Regions from separate parts of the Mus musculus genome. Here all the other regions are linked to region 1. The links are chromatin loops, found by intact Hi-C in ENCODE. Cell type or tissue: left cerebral cortex. All regions are shown on one strand.

What was found. Hi-C counts contacts between places; a loop is a spot of excess contacts. Peaks named below come from ENCODE experiments on the same cell type or tissue, not always from the same donor. Only the 100,000 strongest peaks of a DNase experiment are listed, where the experiment ranks them.
Region 2: a loop joins it to region 1, with 8 times the contacts of the local background. A loop is called at or near these places in 20 of 42 quality-filtered maps.
Region 3: a loop joins it to region 1, with 2.3 times the contacts of the local background. A loop is called at or near these places in 9 of 42 quality-filtered maps.

What each region holds. Positions count from the first base shown.
Region 1 is chr7:110,625,949-110,633,948 of GRCm38, forward strand. It overlaps Adm (adrenomedullin), which reads left to right and starts at 1,709. Exons shown (of 4, transcript NM_009627.2): 1 at 1,709-1,873; 2 at 2,309-2,428; 3 at 2,577-2,726; 4 at 2,914-3,872. The coding sequence starts at 2,331. The coding sequence ends at 3,220. Gm28863 (a long non-coding RNA gene) reads right to left here and starts at 4,958. Exons shown (of 3, transcript XR_003946665.1): 1 at 4,012-4,958; 2 at 787-2,467; 3 at 1-550. In left cerebral cortex, CTCF peaks have their summits at 1,276 (motif pointing right), 2,257, 3,339, 4,416 (motif pointing left) and 1 weaker place; DNase peaks (open chromatin) are centred at 566, 1,684, 2,270, 2,544 and 2 more places; H3K4me3 peaks cover 3,421 bases; H3K27ac peaks cover 298 bases.
Region 2 is chr7:110,545,076-110,553,075 of GRCm38, forward strand. The region is part of intron 2 of Sbf2 (SET binding factor 2); the gene reads right to left. Among named protein-coding and RNA genes, the nearest start is that of Gm46027, 57 kb to the right of the region's middle. In left cerebral cortex, a CTCF peak has its summit at 3,386 (motif pointing right); a DNase peak (open chromatin) is centred at 3,401.
Region 3 is chr7:110,798,063-110,806,062 of GRCm38, forward strand. Ampd3 (adenosine monophosphate deaminase 3) reads left to right here. Exons shown (of 15, transcript NM_001276301.1): 7 at 2,581-2,775; 8 at 4,370-4,501; 9 at 5,019-5,182; 10 at 5,665-5,791; 11 at 6,763-6,926; 12 at 7,902-8,000. It also overlaps a transcript of Rnf141 not described here. Among named protein-coding and RNA genes, the nearest start is that of Gm39069, 21 kb to the left of the region's middle. In left cerebral cortex, a CTCF peak has its summit at 3,193 (motif pointing left); DNase peaks (open chromatin) are centred at 3,173 and 6,412.

The sequences.
Region 1 (8,000 bases):
GTTCTGTGCTACATGTGCTGCTTGGTGCAGACAGGCTAGCCACTGGCCAGGGCTGCTGCGGTGACTGTCCCACGGCCCAGAAGGCCCTAAGGCGGGCCAGTTCGCCTAGCTGCAGCCCTTTCAACATCCGTGTCCCAAGCCCCTACCAGAAGCAGAACCTGGGAATCTGTCCCCTGCCCAAGGGGGAACTCCGTTTTGCAGTTTTAGGAGGATAAGTAATCTCGGCGCGGCCATTTCTCCCCCAGGTGCAATGTCCATGGTTGTCTGGAGGGTGACAAACGGGCTGAACCAGCAGTGCTTAGCATAGTCTGCGCTGTGAGCAAGGTCCGCGGGACAGGAATGCCTAGTCGGTTTTGCTCTTGGTCTAACACTTAGAGGCAGATAAGGTAGGACACTGGGAGATCTGCCGGGGTCGCCAGGAAGAGGACATGAGTTGTCTGTGTCCACATCACCAGGGCTGGGGGCTAGGAGCTGTCGTAGGTCATGTCTTTAGCTTCGGGACCTTCCGGGAGACCTGCATGCGGAGCTACGCCTGTCGCCCAGTTTGGCCCTAGAAGGGAAGAAAGTGAACTCACGGATCTGTGAAGAGCACCAGCCCGTGGCAAACGTGTTCGAACTGATTCATCGTGAATTAGCACATATCTCTGGGCTAGGCGGGGGCCGGCATTCTCCCCCCACCTGATGAGAATGGTGACCCCAGCCAGAAAACCGAGCCGCTGTGCCCCAGTCTTTTGAGTCCAGACTCTACAGCTTCCCACCTTTAGTGTGACTGGGCAATAGACTTACCCTTTCGGCACTTCACTTTAATTCAAGAGAACACCAGCTCGGGAGTGTAGAGATCAAAAGCGATTGGGATCTGGCTGGGATTTGTCAACTGTAAAGTGATTAACATATGTGAGGCATTAGTGTGCTCCCAGTCAGTCAATCCTCACGTTTATGATGGATGAATGAAGGCAGTCAGGTCAACTCGCAGGTCATAGCCTTATAAGGGATAATAGTATCACAAGGAAGAAAACAAAACTATCTCTCTTCCTAATTTTGGCTATTCCTGTATTTCCAAATAGGAATGTGAGTTCTGAATTTTCAGATAACTACCCTCTCCAAACCCCAATTTCCAATTCAGCTGTTCCCAGTTCTGCCCTTATTACGAAATCCGTACTGGCTAGTCTATCGAGAAACCCCTCAGTCCCAGTCACTGGAGACTGAGCCTCTCCCTTCCAGGTGTACCCTGCGGGCACAGATGGGGGTCGAGGCTCAGTCAGGTGCTAAGCCGGCAGGGGGCGCGGTCCATTTGAGGTCACAGCTCCCCAAGTCCGGGGTTTTGGTTATCCATGTGTCCCACCCGTCTCCCGGTTCTTGCAGCACTGTCCAGGAAGCTCAGATCAGCACTCTGGGTTGTACACATTATGGGCAAAGGATTCACCCCACCCGAGTTGTTCTGGTTCCCCTTCCCTTCTCACTGTTTGAACTCTATGCTGGGAAATTAGGGCAAGGGAAGTCCTGCTCCAGTCTAATCTCTCAGAGCGGATCTCTGAGATGTCTAGCCACAGGGGACCTCTTACCCCTACCCCCCATACCCACAGGCAAGCTGCAGGGCAGGTCTGGTTTTAGAAGCAAGCACGCTGGAGAGGGAGGACTCCAGGGCAAATCTGACCACGCCCACCGTCCGCCCCTGAGCGCTTATAAGACGCTGGAGCTGGTGCTCACTAGTCAGTGGTTTCTTGGTGACACTAGACAGAGCAACTCCAGCGTTACCGCTCCCGCTCCTGGTTTCTCGGCTTCTCATCGCAGTCAATCTTGGACTTTGGGGTTTTGCTACTGTCAGAAGGACTTCTTTCTGCTTCAAGTGCTTGACAACGCACCCCTTTATCAGGTAGGAACCGCTGGCCTCCAGCATGTTAGGGAGGGGGACGGCTTTGCCAAAGCCCCAAAACTTGCAGAGCTGGACAAGGGGGAACAACCCACTTTAGGGTATCCAATGTAGAGAACACCTCATTGCCCAGGTCTAGCTCATGCGCACAGCTGGAGCTCTCTTGAGATCCCCCCTCCTCCTTGGGCTGAGATCCTGGGACTTTAGTTGGAAACCTCTGGAAGCCTGGCACTTCTCAATGGCTTCCTTTGCCTTGCTTGTCACCCACCCGGCCAGCGCAAAAATCTCCGGTGTTTCTCTGCGCCAGTGGGGGAGATAAGCAGCTGAGCCAGGAAGAGCGCTGCCAAGCGGCTCCCCGTCCTGCCGCCACCCTTCGCGTGCTGACGGGATCGTGCTGCTGGCCCGGTTGCTCACACTCGGTGTCTTGTTCCTTTCCAGGGTATCAGAGCATCGCCACAGAATGAAGCTGGTTTCCATCACCCTGATGTTATTGGGTTCACTCGCTTTCCTAGGCGCGGACACTGCAGGGCCAGATACTCCTTCGCAGTTCCGAAAGAAGTGAGTTTGGGCCGTGCTTTCTTTCTTCACTTTGAATACCTGGCAATGAGAGAAAACTGAGAGATGGTCTGGAGGTGTTACAAAGGGAGTGGAGCTGGCTGGGACATCACTTGAACTTAGGCCAAACGCATCTGCTTGTGTTTTCTAGGTGGAATAAGTGGGCGCTAAGTCGTGGGAAGAGGGAACTACAAGCATCCAGCAGCTACCCTACGGGACTCGCTGATGAGACGACAGTTCCTACCCAGACTCTTGATCCATTCCTGGACGAGCAGAACACAACTGGCCCCCTACAAGCCAGGTAACTATGCTCTCTGCAGAGGATGTGCCCTCTCCACTACTCTGACCCTGGGGATTGTCCTGGCTGCACTGCAGCTGAGGCTCCGGCGGAGGGAACGGGTTCCAGGTCCCTCGGGTACTGCATGGCTCCGGTCCCAGGTGGTTGGGACCAAAGCCCCGGTTGATGAGGTGTCCTTCCTTCTTCACAGCAATCAGAGCGAAGCCCACATTCGTGTCAAACGCTACCGCCAGAGCATGAACCAGGGTTCCCGCAGCAATGGATGCCGCTTCGGGACCTGCACATTTCAGAAATTGGCCCACCAGATCTACCAGCTAACAGACAAAGACAAGGACGGCATGGCTCCCAGAAACAAGATCAGCCCTCAAGGCTATGGCCGCCGGCGCCGGCGTTCCCTGCTGGAGGTCCTCCGGTCCCGGACTGTGGAGTCCTCCCAGGAGCAGACACACACAGCCCCAGGCCCCTGGGCGCACATCTCCAGACTCTTTAGGATATAGGTGCGGGTGACAGCATTGAACAGTCGGGCGAGTATCCCGTTGGCGCCTGCGGAATCAGAGAACTTCGCACCGGGGCGGACTGAGACAATCCTGCAGAGATCTGCCTGGCTGCCCCTAGGGGAGGCAGAGGAACCCAAGACCAAGCCAGGCTCATGCCAGAAACCGAGACTTACAGGCTGATACTCTCCGGGCAGGGGTCTGAGCCACTGCCTTGCCCGCTCATAAACTGGTTTCTCACGGGGCATAAGCCTCATTACTACTTGAACTTTCCAAAACCTAGCGAGGAACGTGCAATGCTTGTTGTCCAGCCAAAGGTAACTATAGTATTTAAGTTTGTTGCTGTCAAGGTTTTTTTTTTTGTAACTTCAAATATATAGAGATATTTTTGTACGTTATATATTGTATTAAGGGCATTTTAAAGTGATTATATTGTCACCTTCCCCTATTTTAAGACGTGAATGTCTCAGCAAGGTGTAAGGTTGTTTGGTTCCGTGTGTGTGTGTGTGTGTGTGTGTGTGTGTGTGTGTGTGTAAGGTGGAGAGCGCCTGATTATCGCCTGTGGATGAAGAAAAAACATTGTGTTTCCTATAATCTATTTACATAAAATATGTGATCTGGGAAAAAGCAAACCAATAAACTGTCTCAATGCTGATTCATTCTCGGTTCATGCATTTGGGGAAGGATGGTGGTCTGGGTTTGGGTCGGCCTGGAAGTGCTGAGATTCTGCTTCTTGTTTTGGGAAGATTGAACTGCATTGTGGGTGCAAAGCAACCTCTCTAAGCAAGGCTTACCTGTTGTGAGCTCTGGTGTCCATGTGGATGCACAAAGCGCGTGTCCTGGGAGGGAGTCAAGAGTTCTCTGAGATACCCGAGTTCACCTCCTTGCATGGCAACCAGACCGGGTAGGGTAGGGTGAGCCCTAATAGGCGAGCCTGGGCTCCTTAAGTTGCGCAATATACTCCCAATTTTATAGGGTTGCTCACTGGACCTGAGCTAAGGCGCTCTTTGGAGACTTAAACTGATATCCAAGGCTTTCTAAGTAGAGTTTATGCTCCAACTGTGGGTGTTAAAAGCTACCGGGGGTGGGGGACCCGCAAAACGTTCGCACAGCAGCTCTGGGAAACCCTCAGCTAGCAGCCCAAGTCTTCACTGGGCCCTGACGTCCATAAGCGGGGCTGTAGCGCCCCCTGCTGGCCACCATGCGTGCTCCCCCAAAGAGCGGTAGAGTAGTACGTGCGGTTTAATAAGTTCTTCTACGTGGGAGTCAGCACATAGTCTTAATGAAAGAGGAAAGAAAGGGGGGGAAAAAGCAGTTTGCAGATGCCAACTGGGCTCCCCTCCCTTCGTCTTCTCCCCCCTTCCCCGACCTGCACGCGGGCTTGCTGTGCAGGGGCAGTGACTCAGCGCCCACACGCTGCGCGGCGAGCAGCTGCTGGCCGGAGGCGGGCGGATGGACGTGCAGCCGGAACCGTGCGCCTCCGAGGGCCTGAGACCTTCATTGTTCGTCTCCCCTTCCAGTTCTCCTCTTCCTTCCTCTTTCCCAAGCCTTTTTTCATGCTGCCTTCACTTCTATCTAGCCTTCTCTCCCTCTTTCCTTCCTCCGTGCTTTCAGTCACCTCTGTATCCAGTGAGGAATGCTAGCCTCTAAGCTTGAAGGCCCAGGGCACAGGGACTATAAGATTAGGAGGCTAAGGTGACGCCATGTACCTGTCTAGCTAGGAGGCCTGGCCAATTGGCTCACTCAGCCAATCCCTGAAGACCAATTATTGTGCTTTCCTGAAAGTTTTGCTAGCCGTTTGGAGATGCTGAATTGCCTGTACCTCCAGCTAGTTCAGGGTTTCTGGAAGCAGTTTGGTTTGGGAAGGGCATTTCAGAACCCGGACCGTGGGACTAGATGTTTTCTTCCTTACAGAAGCCTATATACACAATGAAATGCGCTGGTCCTTTGTCTGAGTCTACACACAACCTGATAGAAGCAGCTCCTGCTTCAGAAGAAAGCAGCCTATAGCACATAGACTCGCCTCTGGCTGTAGGAAGCATCAGTCCCATCCAGTTCCGTGTCCTATTTGATCTTAACAATTTCCTGGAGCACCCAGCCCCAGTAGATCATAAATGCAGCACAGACCATCCTGGCCACAAGGACTTCTTGCTAAGTATTCGCATGGAACTTTGCCAGGCACTGAAGAGGCACAGGGCACGCATGAAAGAGGAAACGATCAGAAGTTTCAATCCTGCAACTGCTGTGCCAGTGGGTTGGGGGGGGGGGGGTCTGAAGGGGTTGCGGAAACTGCGAAGAGCAGAGACCACCTTGGCCTCACCGACAGAGGCTCAAAGCCACTCACTCGAGTTCTTTCTTTAAGCCAAGGTTTGTCCCGTAGCCACAGAGCCCTTCAGCCAAAACCTTACTCTGGCAGAACTTCAACCTACCAGACAAAGCCGCCAAAGACAGGTTGGGCACCGGCTTAGGGGCAGCTGGGAACAGGCATCTAGCCTTCGTCTGAGGGAGTCTTATGACCTCAGGGAATTCAAGGCAAGTAGAACTGTGGTGGTTCAGCCCGGAGAGGAACCAGACAGCTGCTCTGCTGGAGTCGTTCCTATTGCTAAACCTGTGACTTGAGACATTTCTGAGCAGACAGAGACCCTCTTATGACCAGCCTGCTGGAGCACTTGGGATTAACTAAAGGTCACCACAAAGCCTCGGGCCCTTCTCTGGAGGCTGTTCAACTGGCCTTCGGGATTTTTTTTTTTCTTCATAAGGTGCTGAAGGTTATTGGGATAGGGCCTCCTGATGCCAAGAACACATCATTTATCAACGGTGTTGAGTCATTTTGTGAGCTGATTTGAACCTGTCCACAGCTAAGAAATAGTCACAGTTCTTTTTTTTTTTTTTTTTTTTAATCTGTAGCTACTGTTGCTGGCTGTGGGAATGGTATCACCCATTTGTAATCAACCAAGGGTACCAGACGATTTCTAGAAAGTTCAGCACCAGCAGGTTGTCTGAACAGCTAAGGGTGGAAAGGAGAGATGGGGTGGGCCAGAAACCAGTTCTTTTTTTAGTTCTTGCTTGGTGTCAACTATTCTTCTAGCCACTTTCTATACCTTATCTCACCAAGTTCTTACAGTAGCTTTCTGAAGGAGGTGTTATTATCTCTCTTAGTAGATAAGGAAGCTGAACTTCAGAGAGGTGAAGTAACTCAGGCAAGGTCACACAGCGAGTGGTGGAACGTGGCTATGCACCCAAGTGCTACAGGCTATTTTGATGCTATGAAGACATAGGGAGTAAAATGAGATAATTTTAACCTTTAGATTCTCAGGCCAGATGTCTCCACATGTCTTCTAACTCTGAGGATGGCGTCAGTAGGTGATTTGCGCCCCACGGTGATTCTGAGAGCTTTCCATGGGAGCTAGTAGGATGGGGAAGGGGAACTGCTCTAGCGCTGAGCTCAATAAGCACAAAGGAAAGAAACAAAGTGAGTTGTGAATTCCTGGTCTTCCTTGGAAGCAAGGATCATAAATCAGGAATGGCTTTCCTCATCCTGAGCTAGGCTACTGGCCTCTTTGGTTTGCATTGCCAACTATAGTTAGAACATACACTGAGGCCTCCGGAGCTGGCTTCTGAGAGAAGGGCCTTCTGAGAAGCTATTCCTGGCTGTGCACAGTCCTGCACTGTAGTTCTCCAGTCGCCTGGAAGAACACCTGTGTCTACAAAGCCGCAAATAGCATTTCCACCCTCGAGGTGGGACCTTTTGTTTTGGCATCTGCTATCCACGGCAGCTTTTGAAAGGAGGTTCTGAGTTTGACTCTCAGGGAGCCACCCTCCTTTCCCCAGTGGAGGAGCAGGAGGCCCTGTTATCCTGAGTTCCAGGGAAGGTTTTGCCAAAGCTGGATTGGAGGGTTCGTCTTGATTTGCATGGGAAGAAGGGTGAGGCTAGATAGATATCTGGTGGTCCCACTGGTCTTGTTCCAGAGCTATTTTGGAACATTTTGGAAAAACAATAAAATGACTGGCCACACAGGCAGCTGAGTTTTAGTAGACTGTTATACGTTTGTCTAACAGCAGAAGTATTTGACTTATTATGTAGTAGTTATTTGGCATTGCAAAGGCTCCCCTTTATCTTCATCCCCAGCCATAACTATCATTAGTATTTTAGTCTATACTTTTTTAGACACTTTAATACATCAGAGACACCTATATTATAGACACATAGACATATATATCTAATACACAGACACATTCTTTTACAAATGCAACTCCTAGGTGGGGAGAGCTGAATTAAACACATTTGTCAGTTTAAGGCAAGTTGTCACTACCAGTCTTTGTAACGCTTCTCTCTTGTAACAAATATATATGTTATTATATATAGCATATATTACATTATGTATAACATATATTAATTTTCATACTCTTTCTTGAACCCTTGATGGCAGCCCTCTTTTATTTTTGAACGCCAACTTGCTATGTAGCCAAGACTGGTCTTGAACTCCTGATCCTCCTGCCTCCACCTCCTGAGCACTGGACTTCAGGTGTGAACCCCTACACAACAGCTTTCCTTAAAATGTTTGATATACATACATGTGCAAGTGGGATTGTAAAATGCACCATGTTGCACCTACATGTTCAACATATGGATCTATTGTGTTCTATTTTACACCTACATGTTTAGCATATGGATCTAATGTGTTCCATTTTTGTTGTTTCCCGGTTTTATCACTCAACACGCATAAGAAATTCTATGACATTTTGATTTTCCTCTCTTTAACAAAACTAAGTTTTTAAGTTT
Region 2 (8,000 bases), 81 kb before region 1:
TTTACACTATACTGTGGTTTTCAGAAGAGCTTATTTCAAAATTATTTACACAGCCAAAAGAAACGTAGGCAATTAATTTGGGAGGTGGCTTGTAAGAGAACAGCACAGAGTGAAACTGAATACTTTGCTTGATATTTATAATTATTGTATCAATTTTGAAAAAGAGGACTTTATAAGTTACTCTTACTCTGAGATGAGTGCTTTTCAAAATCATCACAGCCAACGAATTAGAATCTTACCCTCACCTATCGTCTGTGCCACCCTCCAAGCAGAACCATTCTTCATTGAAACAGTTGATGAATGACTTCATGGATAGACCATCTCAATACTCACACCATTTCTTAAACAAATGTAACCTGTTCCCTGCGGGTTGAGAATGAAGATAATCACTCAAGTCAAACAGCTTTGACCATAGCAGAAAATCTGTATCCAAAAATGGTGCCTACAATTCATTCCTTGGTGTGGCAGAACTGTCAACTCTTAGCTTAGCTACCATGGAGGTAAAATTCTTTGTTGATGTAAGGGACATTGAAGTACAGCCTTATTACAATGAACTCCAATGTCCAAAAATTGTTCTTAATTTGAGTTTGTACCACAGTAAGAGCCAAGATTTTAAGCTCTACTAAAAACAAAACAAACAAACTTTATCTAGTTATATTCACTAAAAAAACTGATGGTATATTATTATTTTAAAATATCACAGTTAATACATTTGGAGTTATTTAAAATTTATAGAGAAAAACGTATATATTTTCAGTGTTGCTATAGATAAGCATCTATAGAAAACTGTTCAACTGATTGTCTAATATCAAACAACTTTTATGATACTCATTTTTATTGTTATAATATTTTATAAATTTTAAAGAATATGATAAACGAAAGGTATGGCAGGTATTGAAGGGGGTCTCTGAGAGGAGTTGGGGTACAAAAGGGAAAGAAGAATGTGATGTAAGTCTATTTACTCAAAATATGTTTTTAAATGTTAACAAATTCAGATAAATTGAAATATCTATTATTTCTCATCATAATGCAATTAAAAAAAAAGAAAGAAAAGAAAAGAAAAGAAAAGAAAAGAAAAGAAAAGAAAAGAAAAGAAAAGAAAAGAAACAAGTTCCCCCAAAAAAGAAACAAAACAAGTCCCACTCCTACTAACCATGAAGCTATTTTCACCTGGTACCTGCAGGCAAAGGGAAAATTAGTTTTCACCAATAGAGTATCATTGAACATATCAATCACACTCCAGGGGCAGCCCCAGGACTAGGAGTAGTTGGCCAACACAAAACAAACTCAATGGCCTTTTGGAGGTTGCTTTTTGCTACCTTCACTTTTTCGGGGGGGTCTTACTGGGTTTTTGTTTTGATTCTCATCTCTCTCTCTCTCTCTCTCTCTCTCTCTCTCTCTCTCTCTCTCTCAGGTGAAAGGGAAAGTGGATGGACTCTGGGAGGAAGGGAAATATGATCAAAATACATTATCTAAAAATGTTTAATTAAAAAACATATAAAGACTTTAAGAACCCAGAATTCCAACTCATTTTGATTATCAGAGCTCAGAAATATGTGGAAAAGCCATCAATGTCCAGTGAAATTCAAATAATGGAAAACACACTTGATTAAAAAATGAATAGCTTAACCACTCAGATTTTTTGACAGGTTATTTCTGGTTCTAAACTAAGTACATAGCTCTAAACTGAAGGAAATACTAAGGTTGTACTACCCCTTAGGGAAGTCTTTCAGTCAGTTATAATCTCAATTGTAAAATCTAACTTGTTTATTTAGAGCCCTACTGGTGCCATAATTCCCCAGTCCACAAACCCTATGGATAGCATTTGTAAATGAGGTCTATCTTAGACAATAAAAATAACTTGGAACCACCAACTCTGTAAATATCTCATTAGTCTTCAAAGTTTAATAATAAAATGCTTCCCTACTACTGTTTTTATTATTATTTATTATTTGATGTGTATGGGTGTACTATCTATATGTATGTCTATGTATTATGTAGCTATCTGGTGCCCACAGAATCTGGAAGAGGGTGTCAGATGCTCAGAAACTAAAGTTCCAGTAGCTGTGAGCCACCATGTGGTACTAGGAGCCAAACTGGGATTCTCTGAAGAGTAATAAGCAGCCAGTGATCCTACTATTGTCTCTCTAATGTTATTTAATTAACCCTTCCTGATAAGAAGAAGAATTTAAGATTAGAGCCGGGTAGTGGTGGCCTGTGCCTTTAATCCCAGCACTTGGAAGGCAGAGGCAGGCAGATTTCTGAGTTAGAGGCCAGCCTGGTCTACAAAGTGAGTCCCAGGACAGCCAAGGCTACACAGAGAAACCATGTCTCGAAAAACAAAAAACAAAAAAAAAAAAAAAAAAACAAAAAAAAAAAAGAATTTAAGATTAGTTTTGCTTTTAACAAAAGTAATTAAAAGTCAGCTTGCTCCATGTATTAGTGAGTGTCCAACACACATAGGCCAACCTCAGCAATGTGCGTATGCTGGGCACACGGAAAATATTTTACTTTTAATGAGGTCAAAAGATCACAGTTTTATTATCTTAGCAAATAGCAAATAGCTATATGGCACAGGGACAAGCTATTAAATCTCTCTAGATTTCAATGGATAATACTTAGAATAAACAGAAATTAATTTCACATTTAACTGTCCTAAAAGTGTCTATGTTCTCCCTGGCTTTCCAAATATTGACTTTATATCAACTTCTCACTTTTTGACATGATATATCTCAGTTCCCATATATGGTCCAGATTATAGATAGTCTTAAACAAACTTAGATTACCTTTAAACTAGTCACAATTACCCACCCAAGAGCATAAATTCTACCACGGCCTATTTATGTTCATGATTAATATATAAGATACATGCCTCTTTGTAGCTTGCATTATTTCTAAGGTCTCAGAAAGTATCCCTGTTACCCCCATCACTGGCACATTGCAATGCAATGCAATACTAAACATGAAATACAATATACAGAGAAATACTTCCTGATTAAGATGAAATATGAAACCCAGCAGGCTGGTACACATCTGCAATCCCACCACTGAGCAAGCTGAAGCAGGAAGACTTCAAACTAAGGCCGTCTAGAACACAAAGCAAAATTTTATTGAATGGAAAGAAAGTAAGGGGGAGGAGAAGGGAAGGAAGAAAATTTCAAGTCTTTTCTTGAAAAGAATGAAAAGTAATGATCATTAATTGATAATCATTGTAACTGATATATCCATATCACTGATAAATTTATAACTGACTCATAAATTTTAAGTTCTCGAAAACAAAAAATTGTTCCAATAAATGTACATATGTGTTTCTCCTGCCACTTTAGTGATCCTCCCTATAAAATCTTGTATATTGAGATCACTGACTTTTCACAGACACATAGGTGTCACCACTAGAGGCCACCAAATACTTCTTTTTCTTAAACCAACACATTTGTAAGTCATTCTAAGTCCTTACATTAGTTCACATTATAAGCAAATAACTATGAACTGTAATACCCAATAACTAAAAATGGCACACATGAATCTCTAAATAACAGTAAAAACCCCAACAAAGAAGGAAGCATGTTTCACACAGTGTACAGGATGTCTAGATCACCAGAGAACTTCTCCAGATTATAGTATACAAATATCACTACGTAGATGCCTTTGGAAATAGTGTATGTGAACGAGAGAGCTCATACTATCTCTGAATAGTGTCCCCTGCAAGCACGCGATTGCTATCCATGTGTATATACATGAACACATTATGATTGATATGTAAACTACCAGAGTCCTTTGTTTCATATTGCAAGGTATTTCACATATGTTTTTAATGTCTAAGTTGCCACCATCTACAGTAGTGATACACACAAAATTCCAGATTGCAGAAGATCGAGTATTGGGCAGATGATGTTAAGTTCCTTAGAAAACTCAGCTCTAAGTTCTTAGTGGGCTGCTGATCAAGTGTTCTGAGTCCACCTACTTTTGATACCCTCCTTCTCACTAAAAGTAGATGACCAACTACAGAAGGCCCAACTAGCCTCCAAATACTTACAGGACCAAGAGAAACTTACAAAACAGAATAAGGCTTCATCTTATCTGATCAACCACCATTCTGCATATAATATTTTCAAAAGTTTTCAAATACACCAGAGAAACAGCATTGTCATGTCTTAGATGTTGTACTTTTAAAATCCTGACCTAATTTTAGAAGGTCATAAAAATGCTTATAGTTTTATTTTTAAAGTTATAACTTTGGCTTTTACACTGAGTCTATAATGGGTTTTAAATCTATTTCTCCATACAGTTTAAAAGCAGATCGAGATTACTTGTTCAGATGGATACTCAGTTGTACTCCTATTTATCTATCCTGTCTCCTCCCCAACTACATCACTCCTGGAAACCATGGAAACTGATTTGCACTGTTCCCTGATCTATTAACACATGTCTATCTCTAAGCCAATGCCAAACCCTGTTGACTATGAAGCTTTATAGTGTATCTTGAAACAAGGTAGTATAATCACAGGTTTGTTCTCTCAAAACAGTTACAAACTGTCTTGCCCATTTGCCATACTGTCTGAAGACACATGTCTCCAATGCCTTACACTGTGTTAGACACTATCTTAGGTCTATACATAAACTCTACATCACACACTTTTAAAAGTAACCAGTAAAACATGGAACATAAAACCAACTATCTGAACCATTTTTACATGTACAGTTTTGTAGTGGTGGGTACATACACATTACTGGACAGCAATTTCTACAACTCTTTTCAATTTTGCAATGCTGAAAATCTCTGACTGAAAACAATTTAGTTTTTCTTTTCATCTTTTCCTACCCATGGAAACCTTCATTTTACTTACTGTTTGTATAAATTTGGCTACTCTAAATGCCACCTATAAATGGAAATTATATAGTATTTGTCTTTTAGTGACTCACTTGTTCCCACTGCACAATGTTTTCAAGGTCCACTGATGCTTTTATCAAACTTTCATATTTGTGACTGAATAATATTCCACTGTCCTGCTAAGTGTTCATCTATCCATCTGCCTCTGGACACTTGTGCTCCTTTCACTTTGGGGCTACTGTGAGCACCACTGTTAAGGGACTTGTAAGTACAAACGCCTGATTCCTTGGTTTCAGTTCTTTTGAACACACCCAGAAATGGAACTGCTGGCTCACAAAGTGATCTCACTTTACTGAAGAGCTGCTAAACTGTTCCCACAATGGTGGCATTGTCTAACATTCCCACCAACAGTGCACCAGACTTCAATTTCCCCCAAGCTGACATTTCTTTTTTATTTCTTATTTATTTATTTATTTATTTATTTATCGAGACAGGGTTTCTCTGTATAGCCCTGGCTGTCCTGGAACTCACTTTGTAGACCAGGCTGGCCTCGAACTTAGAAATCCACCTGCCTCTGCCTCCCAAGTGCTGGGATTAAAGGCATGCACCACCACGTCTGGCCAAGCTGACATTTCTTATTTTCTGAAGTTTTGACAGTAGCCATGGGGGCTAGAAAGATGGCTCAGTTAAGAGTGCTCTTTCAAAGACTGGAGTTCAGTTCCTAGCACAATTGCCTATAATTCCAGCTCCAGGAGATCTAACAACTCTAACCTCCAAGTGTTAGAGTTGCACTCATGTATACATAGCCATACACAAATACACACATATAGACATCGAAACATCATCATTGTCAATAGTAATAATAATAATAGTAATAATAATAATAATTTTAATAGTAGGCATGGCTACTATATACAATGGCTTTTATTTCATTTCACTAATGAAATAGTAAATCTTGCCCTAGATTTGTAGCCCTCTATAGATTTTATGCCATAGTTTCTCCTTCATAACAGTGGTGTTATAATCTGACAATTAACAATTGGCAATCTTAATTAAACAAGTCTCTACTAATGGATTTGTGTAATTTCCAATCTTTACCATGAATGACACACACACACATATATGTACAACTGTGTATACAAGTAGCCGTAATCTATTTGTTCAGGATAGCCCCAATTTAAGAATTCCTCCCAATTCCACTTACTCTCAGAAAACATTCCAGTTTAATTAAATAATTACTCTAATTTTAGTTTTAACATTAGGGAAAGGTGCTTTAAGTAAAATTAGGCAGGAGTTACCTTTGATTCAAGTTTTCAGACTATTATCAGAACTCACCTGCACTGGAAACCTACTACTAGCTAGACTAAAATATGAATGAACTCTCACTGAGACATGTAACCAATATGATTGGATTATGGGTATGGTGACATGCAGAAAGGAGAAAAGCACAACTAGGAATCAAGCATACAACACTCTCAGAGCGAAGATGACACGTCAATGGAGCTAAGAGTAAGAAAACACACAGCCGCGCAGAGTGGATATATCTAGAATCCCAACACTTGGGATAGTGCCAAGAGGATCAGGAGTGTAAAGTTATCCTTAGCTATGGGGCAATTTTGAGGCCAATTTGTGTTACATGAGCCTCTTTCAAAACACATAGAAAAAGAAAACTCAAACAGACTAAATGTAATAGGACAAAGACTGTATTATGCTTTCTCTGATGTCCAACGTGTGTTTACCAATACCAATCCTGACACCAATGATGCACCCAATCATTTAACTCAATACTTTATTACCCAGAGTTAGCACAGACTCAAAAGTCAAGGGCTCGGGCCCAAAAGACCCATTTTAAAGGCCAGCCACAAACAGGGCATCAAGGCTACCCTCACATCTGCCCACAAATTCAAGGTCCTGCAATACACTGCCTCACACTTAATAATTTGTTAGGGCAATTCACAGAACTCATAAAAATGGTTTGAATACATTTAATGGTTTATTATACAAAATATAACTCAAGAGCCTCATACCACAAGGACTAAGTTAAATTAGTTCAAAGCATATATCTAGGTTTTATCTGTTATCCTTTACTACAGCTAAAGGTATAACTGACTTCTGAGCAAAAGAATAAGTGATAGATACACTGCCTATGCCATGCTTTCTTTCAGACTCCCATGAGATGAACTGTTGATGGCCAAAATGACCCAAGAACTTCATTCTGAAGATGGAAAAATCTGTTCCTAGCTATCCTGTTATTATCCCTAATAAATGTAAAAGGAAAAAAAGTCACCATGGCAAGCCATTCCAACGTCCAGATTTTACTTTTAGGTCAGACTCTGGTCACAGAGTTCAGATCAATGGAAAAGTACAGAAAAGAACTGAGAGTGTCCAAGTGAAGAATGGCCACAAAGATGAAATGATGGCAACTGCATGAGAGACTCAGTGACGTGGTCCCACAACAAATGAGAAGGCTGATTACAAACAACACAAAGTGATAGTGGGCCCGGCCTATGTAGTTCTGCATCTTTCTCAGCAACTACTCTACGGCTTCAAAGCATCAGTTGGATGCAACATGACAACAAAGCTCTGTCAAAAGGAGGTCTGAGAGCAATACTGAAACAGCTGACAACAGGAAAAGATATCCTCTGGCACAAATGATTAACAGTACTCCTTAAGCAGAACTGAAAATAACTGAAATTCTAGTACAGGATAAGCAAATGACTTTAGAAATCTGTAGGCATGTGAGATGCTGATCACAAAGACGGGCTATAATCTTTTCTTAAGAGATTCTTTTCTTAAGAGATTCTTACAGAAAGGACTAACTACCTAGACATCATTAGGTTCCCTGTCCTGTGGTTTTATTACTTCAAAGAAAAAAGGGGAGTGGAAAACAAAACAAAATGAGCTACTACCACTTCTTCCTACCCACTCACACTCCATATGTATTTGCTGTAAACTCTTAAATTATTTCTGTAGGCCTTTACATGTTAAGACATGTAAGAGGAAGCCATGTCTTCCTACTTCTGCACCTGATTCTAAACAAAATCAAGTATCCTGCTACACATAGTTCACATCAAAATCTGAACCACTTTTGACATCACATTTATCACCCAACATCCACCCTTAACACACATGGTTTAGATGAAACCAGACTGTATTTTGTAATTCTTTA
Region 3 (8,000 bases), 170 kb after region 1:
GAGGGTCAAGAACTGATGGCAGGAAGGTCCCTGATGAGTGAGCACTGTCCCCAACACCATAGGCTGGCTGGGATAATGGACACACAAGTCCAATAGATCAAATGTCTGGCTTGGCATGTCTTAACAGATGACCAACCAGCTGTGGACAGCATTCCCCGGCTTGAGGTCAGTGTCTCCTCCCCCAAGCCTTGCCAGAGAGCCCAGTCTGCTGCAGTTCTAGCGTGCAGGCTGGAGTCTGGTAGGTAGCACCCTGAATTGTGACCTCTCTTGTCTTCTTGGGATCATGAGAGGTGAGCCAGCATGCTCACTGTGTCTCTAGGGCACCCGTTAGCCAGGTGACAGCCTGTAAGTGAAACAGTAAAAAAAGAAGAGAAAATGGAGGGGTGAGGGAGATAGGACAGGCAACGTGAGGAGTGATTGTACTCTAAAAAAACCCAAACAGCCCACTCTAGCTTGCATGTGCACGGGGATGGTGTGGCTGACTGAGGACAAGGGAAGAAGCCACGAGGCCAGGAAAGAGGTCGCTCTGGACTCAGGAGTGAGTTTTTTGGTGGCAGTGGGGGTGGGACACACGTTTGGGAGGTAGAACTGATGTGATTAGCTGGTACTGAGACGAGGGTAGGAAGGCCGCCCACTTTTTCACAATGAACTTCTGAGGTCAGGATCGGTCATTTCTCAAGACACTGAGGACCAGGAGATGGTCAGGTTTGCACTGTGGTCTGAGACGGAGAGTGCATTCTGGAGGTATATTAAATTTGAACTGTCTGTGAGTTCCTCGAATAGAGACGTCCGTTAGGTAATTACTTAGTTCTGGGACTTTCAGCTCATGGTCCGCAATTGGGAGTTGTTTAAAGAGAAAAATTAAAGGCACAGGCGGCTCAGCTCTTGGTGTTCTCGCAGAGAACTGGAATTCAGTTCCCAGCATTCACGGCAAGCAGTTTACAACTGCACACAATTTCATTTCCAGGGGATTGATGCCCTTTTCAGCCCCACCCCCACCCCTTGCCTCTTTGTTCTCTCTCTCTCTCTCTCTCTCTCTCTCCTCCCCTCCTCTCTCTCTCTCTCTCTCTCTCTCTCCCTCCCCTCCCCTCCCCTCCCCTCATCTCATCTCTCTCTCTCCTCCCCTCCCCTCCCTTCCCTTCCCCTCCTCTCTCTCTCTCCTCCCCTCCCCTCCCCTCCCTTCCCCTCCTCTCTCTCTCCCCTCCCCTCCCCTCCTCTTCTCTTCTCTCTCTCTCCCCTCCCCTCCCCTCCCCTCCCCTCCCCTCCTCTTCTCTTCTCTTCTCTTCTCTCTCTCTCTCTCTCTCTCTCTCTCTCTCTCTCTCTCTCTCTCTCTCTCTCGACTCCTCTCTCCCTCAAGCCCCCCCTCCCCACTTCCACTCCCTGGTGTATATGCATGTATTCACATACACATGAAAAAAAATAATCTTTAAAGACACAGGTGGCATAGGTCAGGGGTGAGGATGAGCTGTCACAAGAGAGGTCAGAGGTGAAGAGACAGCTCTATGTTACAGGAGTTTAGCAGGACACAGAAGACCTGAAACATTCAACAAGGAAGCCAAGGTCCCACTGGGCTCCAGGCTGGTGCCTCCTTTGGGGAATCTGTGTTTCCATCAAGTGCAGGGGACCCACGCTCCTGACTCCTGTCTGTGAGTCAGAATTTTCTCTGCGGTCTGAGTCCACATGTTGGCTTCCAGTCAGGATATTTGTTTCAGAATGGGGCTTGAAATTCCTGGGCTCAGGTGAGGTAGAGTTGACTGAGAAAGGTGTGGTGGGTGCCCTTTTAGGGGTATTGCTTTGGGAATTCCCAGAGAAGTCAGTGGGAAGGGTTGGATCTCAATGGTTATATGAACCCATTGGAACAGATGGCACCGGTTCTCTCTTCATTCGTTCGTTCATTCATTCATTCATTCACTCACCATTGACTCACCGATACCTTGGACCAATTCTTGGGGCAGGTGTGACGTGGATGCAGTGGACCTGGTCCCTGCCCTTGAGGAGGTCCCAGGCAGATAGAAACATGTAAGAGAGGTCAGGAGGATGTGCCCACCAATGTGGATGACTATCCCAGGTGCCCAGGCTGGGCAAGAGAGAGAATGGATTAGCTGTGCCCAGGGGATCAGGGTTGGCTCTCGAGTGGATGAGCTTGGCAGGAAGGAAGGAAACCTGTGGGCTGAGAAAGGCATGGGCAATGTGATACCACAGAGCAGCTTGGTGTCTGAGGAGCCAAACATGGCTCCCCACATGTGACGGGGGCAGCTGGAAGAGGAGAGATTATGATTGCATGCAGCCTTAATTCCAGGTTCAAGTGCTGGGACTGTGTATGCAAGAGAGAACTTGTCAAGTGGGTAAACAAGAAATCAAAACAAAAATATCTTGATGCTGTTTAGATATAGGCTGGGGGCAGGCCTGCAGGAGCAAAGACTAGCTCCGAGGCCTGGAGAAAAAATAGGAAGGGGGATGGTTGGCATTCTGTCCACAGCCAGTGTGGTGCTGAGACTCTGTGTTCCGCCTGGAGGGTTGAGGCTCTTCGGTCACTAGGGGAGGGGACTGGCTCATTGACCAGTGGGTGATGTGTTCCAGGTAGACACACACATTCATGCAGCGGCCTGCATGAATCAGAAGCACCTGCTGCGTTTCATCAAGCACACGTACCAGACAGAGCCCGACAGAACTGTGGCGGAGAAGCTAGGTCGGAAGATCACCCTGCGGCAGGTGTTTGACAGCCTGCACATGGACCCCTACGACCTCACGGTGGACTCGCTGGATGTTCATGCAGTAAGCTAGCTCTGCCCTGGGTACTTCTATCAGGAGTGCTCTGTCCACAGAAGCCAGCATGCCTGTGCTTGGACAGTTGGTGGCTGGGGAAATCATCTTACTTTGCTTGTAGTAGAGCCGTGGAAGGAATCCGGTGGTATTGAATAGTGAGGCTGGGAACAAATGAGTCAAAGGAAGACCGTGAAGTCGGATGGTTACAAATTCTAATCCCCCTCAATCACTTAGGAGTCATGTACCCTTAGGTGAATCGCTTAAACTTTCATTTTCTTGTCAATAAAATGATGACTGTAGGGCTGGAGAGATGGAGGAAAGAGCATTTTCTACTCTTGCAAGAAGACAGGGCTCTCAGAAACCAGTCAGGCACTCATGAGCGCTTATTACTACAGTCCTAGGGACTCCGCGCCATCTTCTGGCCATTACAGGAACTGCATGCACTCAGCACCCATCCAGCCAAGCAGACACATATTAAGTAAAAATATCCATACATTTTTTAAAAAAGTATTTAAAAAGTGATGACTATCATGTACCTTGTTAATTTTCAAAGTTGTTAAGATGCTGAATGATGGTGCAGTTGCTATAGAGACAGCAGAGTGGTCCTTTAAAATGTTAGCTGTAGAATTCCATAGACTTCATAGCTTCTATTCACGCCCTTGAAGGCACTGAAAATGGAGACTTCAGTAGACACTTGCACTCCGCTGTCCATAGCAGTGTTATCTTCAGTATTCAAAAGGTAGAAAATAGCACAATTATTAGACCATAGACAATAACTAACCCAAATGTAACAAATGCACACACAGTAATTACTGTTCAGACTTAGAAAGACAGAGTAAAAACTTAATTTTTTTTTCTGATTATATTTTTTTGTGGTGTATGTGTGTATGTTTTTGCACCTGTGTGGCACATGTATGTATATGTGTAGGCCTGAAGTTGATGCCAGTAATCATCTTGGTTTACTCTTTCTCCATATTCATTGAAGCATAAGGGTCTCTCAATCAAATTCAGAGTTCATCAATAGAGCCTAGCCTTAGCCAGCTTCTTTGGGGCTCCCTTCTCTTTGCTTTCTGAGGTCAGAATTAGAAGTGGGGCCACTATGCCCACCTGGCATTGGTTTGGGCTTCAGAGGATCTGAATCTGGTCACGGGGTGAGCAGTAAACAGATGAGCTGCTGAGCCATCTTCCCCGACCCTAAACTTGAGACTTTTGCTTGTTCAGTGGTCTGTAAGTCACTTATGTTCCTCACACGTCCAGGACCTTGACACTCCACCACAGAGTGCCTGTCCAAAGAGTCCTATGGCTGACTGAGGGACATGGTCCTGGCACACAGAATGACCAAGGTTTCATGCAGAAAGTTGTGGTGACGCATGCCTGTAATTCTATCACTATAGAGGATGAGGCAGGAGGATTGCAAGTTAGAAGATATCCTGCGCTACACAGTGAGGCTCTGCCTAAAAGAAAGAAAGGGAGGGAGGGGGATCTGGAGCTAAAGGAGGGGGTGACTACATTTTCCAGCGTGGCTGTCTTGGAAAGGCCAGGAGAAACATATTAGGTAGCCGCATGGAATTGTGATGCAGCCAGCCGGTGGTCTCCTCCTCAGGGCCGCCAGACATTTCACCGCTTCGACAAGTTCAACTCCAAGTACAACCCCGTGGGGGCCAGCGAGCTCCGGGACCTGTATCTGAAAACTGAGAACTACCTCGGGGGAGAATACTTTGCTCGCATGGTCAAGGTGAGTGAGCCCTCAGCCTCTTCAGATACCTGCCGTTGTCTGCATTCAAAAAGTAGGGGCACATGTGACCCTCTGTCCCTTCCTCTCCCTGAAGGCCCTTCTGTCTACCACCCAACACAGGCAAGTGCTGGTCTCCTGCTCTTGAGCATGGACAAGTGTGTCCTGTGGGCCGATGGCAGGGAAGGGGCGAGAAGGGAAGAGCTCCTAGCATCCTGGCGCCACCTCTGTTTATTACAGCCAGAACTCGGCTGGTTGCAGGCTGGCTTCAGGTAGAGACATGGCTGCTGCCCAGCCTGGTTCTGCAGCCAGGCCTGTTTACAGCCTGCCGGTGTCAGACCCTGGCCTCCCTCCTAGGAGACGCCTCGGCAGGGGAGTGGGTGCTTATGTGGCAACGCCAGGAATTTAGATCAGCCTTTCTACCTATGAGCAGGTAGCTAAAGGACCCCAGGGCCCACCTAGGGATGGGGTCTCCCATGTGTCCGGGAGGCTATGGGGCTGACTCAATTCTTGGTATCAGGAAGTGGCCCGGGAGCTAGAGGACAGCAAGTACCAATACTCAGAACCCCGGCTCTCCATCTATGGTCGCAGTCCCAAGGAGTGGTCTAGCCTGGCCCGCTGGTTCATCCAGCACAAGGTCTACTCACCCAACATGCGCTGGATCATCCAGGTGCCCCGCATCTAGTGAGTATCATGCTCTCGTCTGCCCTGGGTTCTCGGGAGACCACAGCCTGTCCTACATGGCTCCTGGGTATGCTCCTGAGGGTGGGGCAGGGGTGGTGGGACTTGGCTCTCAGCACACATCACTTTTGCTTTTGAAGTATACATGGCGGGCGGACTACCCTCTCTTCTCATTGAAGACTTGGGTAAGCCTGGGCTATGAGATGACCTGTAGTGTCCTACATGGCTGGCCTCCCTGGCCGTCATGCAGAGCGACACTCTCATCTCCAGCTGGGCTGGGCATGGGGTTCAGAGGGGCTGAGTTGAGCTCTCACCCAGCCAATCCCACCACTTCACTGGCTTGAGGCAGTGGCCCGATGGGCACAGGAAGATGCCCATCAGTTTGCAAACACTGACGGCACTGGCTCTTTGCTCTGTTGGGACAGTGACTAGGCTCCACCTGGCAGACCAAGTCCTCCGACCAAGCCAGCCTTTGGTTTTCCCAGTGATATATTTAGGTCAAAGAAACTACTGCCAAACTTTGGGAAGATGCTGGAGAACATCTTCCTGCCCCTGTTCAAAGCTACCATCAACCCCCAAGATCATCGGGAGCTTCACCTCTTCCTTAAATACGTAAGTGCCGGGGTGGGGCCCCTAGTGAGCCCGGTGTGGCAAGGGAGGGCACATCTGCCCCACATGGGTCCAGTTTAGGGTTCACGTTCTCCGGCCTCCCACTCTGCTCCCCTCCCCAGCTCCTGGACCCAGGCACAGGCTGCCAGCTCCAAGAAGCTGGATAATGAAAGGAACGGAGGCAGGCTTCTTCTCAGGGTAGTGGTTGTTGGTAACGCAGGGGAAGGTTGTGTCTGTCCCTAGAAGGGCAGCTGTGGGCAAGGATCAGTAGCTTTTAGTCTGGAGATTAGAAATGCCTGATCAAAAGGATTTCTTAGGTTTCTTCCCAGTGAAGCGGAGGTGCCTCTGGGGCCATGGATACACCTGGCCAGGGCCCCTTGATCTACTGTGAGGCACCCAGCTGGTGTCTCATGGCTATACCTGACACACCAAAGGAACCCTCTACCTAGAACTCTGAATCCAGCTCTGGACCTCTTTGGGCCCAGAGTCTAGTCATCCCACTTGGACGGCTTCCAAAACCACTTTGGTCCTGGTTTGCTCAACATTAAAATGAGGCCTCAGCCACCACCAGTGGTGGTGTACACAGTGTCACTTGAGTACTAACTAGCTGGCGAATTGTCAGGCCAGGGGACCTTGATGGATGGTAGTAGATGCCAGGCATATCAAGTAGCCCCACCCCAGCATGGCACTGCTGCCGTTGGCAGTGGCTGCTGTTCCCTGCAGGACTGGCCTCCTTGGCACAGCAGCAGGAAACCTGGCAGCTCAGATCCAGCCTCATCTGGCCCAGCCTCAGTTTCCTCATTGTCTCCAGCCTGATACACAGGGGCTGGCATTCTCCAGGCTGGCCTGCTGGGCCAATGCAGAGGCTCGGGGTCCCCGACAGGAGTGTGAGCTCCGAAACCCTGTGGGGAGCTGAACTGAGTCCCGGATTATCCTGCCCTGGCTCAGTGTCAGAATCCTTACTTCCCACACAGGTGACTGGGTTTGACAGTGTGGATGACGAATCCAAGCACAGTGACCACATGTTCTCAGACAAGAGTCCCAGCCCAGACCTCTGGACCAGCGAGCAGAACCCGCCCTATAGTTACTACCTGTACTACATGTATGCCAACATCATGGTGCTGAACAACCTCCGCAGGTGGGTGAGGCCCCGGCATGAGCCTGTGTTGCACATGCATGTATTCCTTCTGCCAACATGCACACCCACGTGGTATTTAAATGTATCACATGACTGCTCACACATGTGGCCATATGCTTGAGAAGACTCATGCCAACACAGATAGGTAGTATGAGTGCAATGATGCTGTACAGCTGCACACACATGTTCATATGCACATACTCACCGCAGACCATGTGGGCTATTATATCTGGGAGACAGGAGAGACCTGGGACACGCTGACCATACGCACGCTTCTTTCCTGCTAGGCAGCAGTCTGTACACATGCACTTGTGCTTTGAAAAACTTCGGCTCTGGACACAGGAGAGACAGAGTGAAACAGATGCAATTTGCATAAGTCTTAGGGTGGTCTCCCATGGAAAGGCTCCACAAACCAGACAAAGCACATACTGGCACGAGCCAGAAACCTGGGACATAGGACACAGGACACAGCTACATTCCTTTCCCTGAGAGTCTAATATTGCATACACCTTCCCATGGAGTGTGCCTTCTCGCTGGCTAGCACTGAGCTAATCCAGGCTGTGATGTGGGAGGTTAGAATGGGATTGAGTAAAAGGGGCTGGGAGCAGGGTGGAGGTGATCCTGAGCTAAGCTCTGGGAGACAGGCTTTCTGGTTCTGGCTTTGTCACTGACCTGCTCAGCGTCTTTCAACACACGTCATCCCCTGGACCATTTCTAAAGCAAAGAGGGGGCCTCCATCCACCTGCTTTCTCATGGTGGATGGAGGCCACAGTCTTGGAAAGCCAGGAAATGGGGGCGTGGGGAATGGAGGAGGGCCAGGACCCTTCTCTATGTCTAGTCTCCTCTGCCCTTGGCTTCCGAATTGTAGGAGGGGATGCTTCTAGGGTGCACTGGTTTAGCTGTGCTGACCATGCCAGAGGGATGTGGGCAGTGTAAGCCAGGGGCGCATCCTGACCTGGAGCCTCCCTTTGACAGGGAACGAGGCCTGAGCACGTTCCTCTTCCGGCCTCACTGTGGGGAGGCCGGCTCCATCACTCACCTAGTGTCTGCCTTCCTGACGGCAGACAACATTTC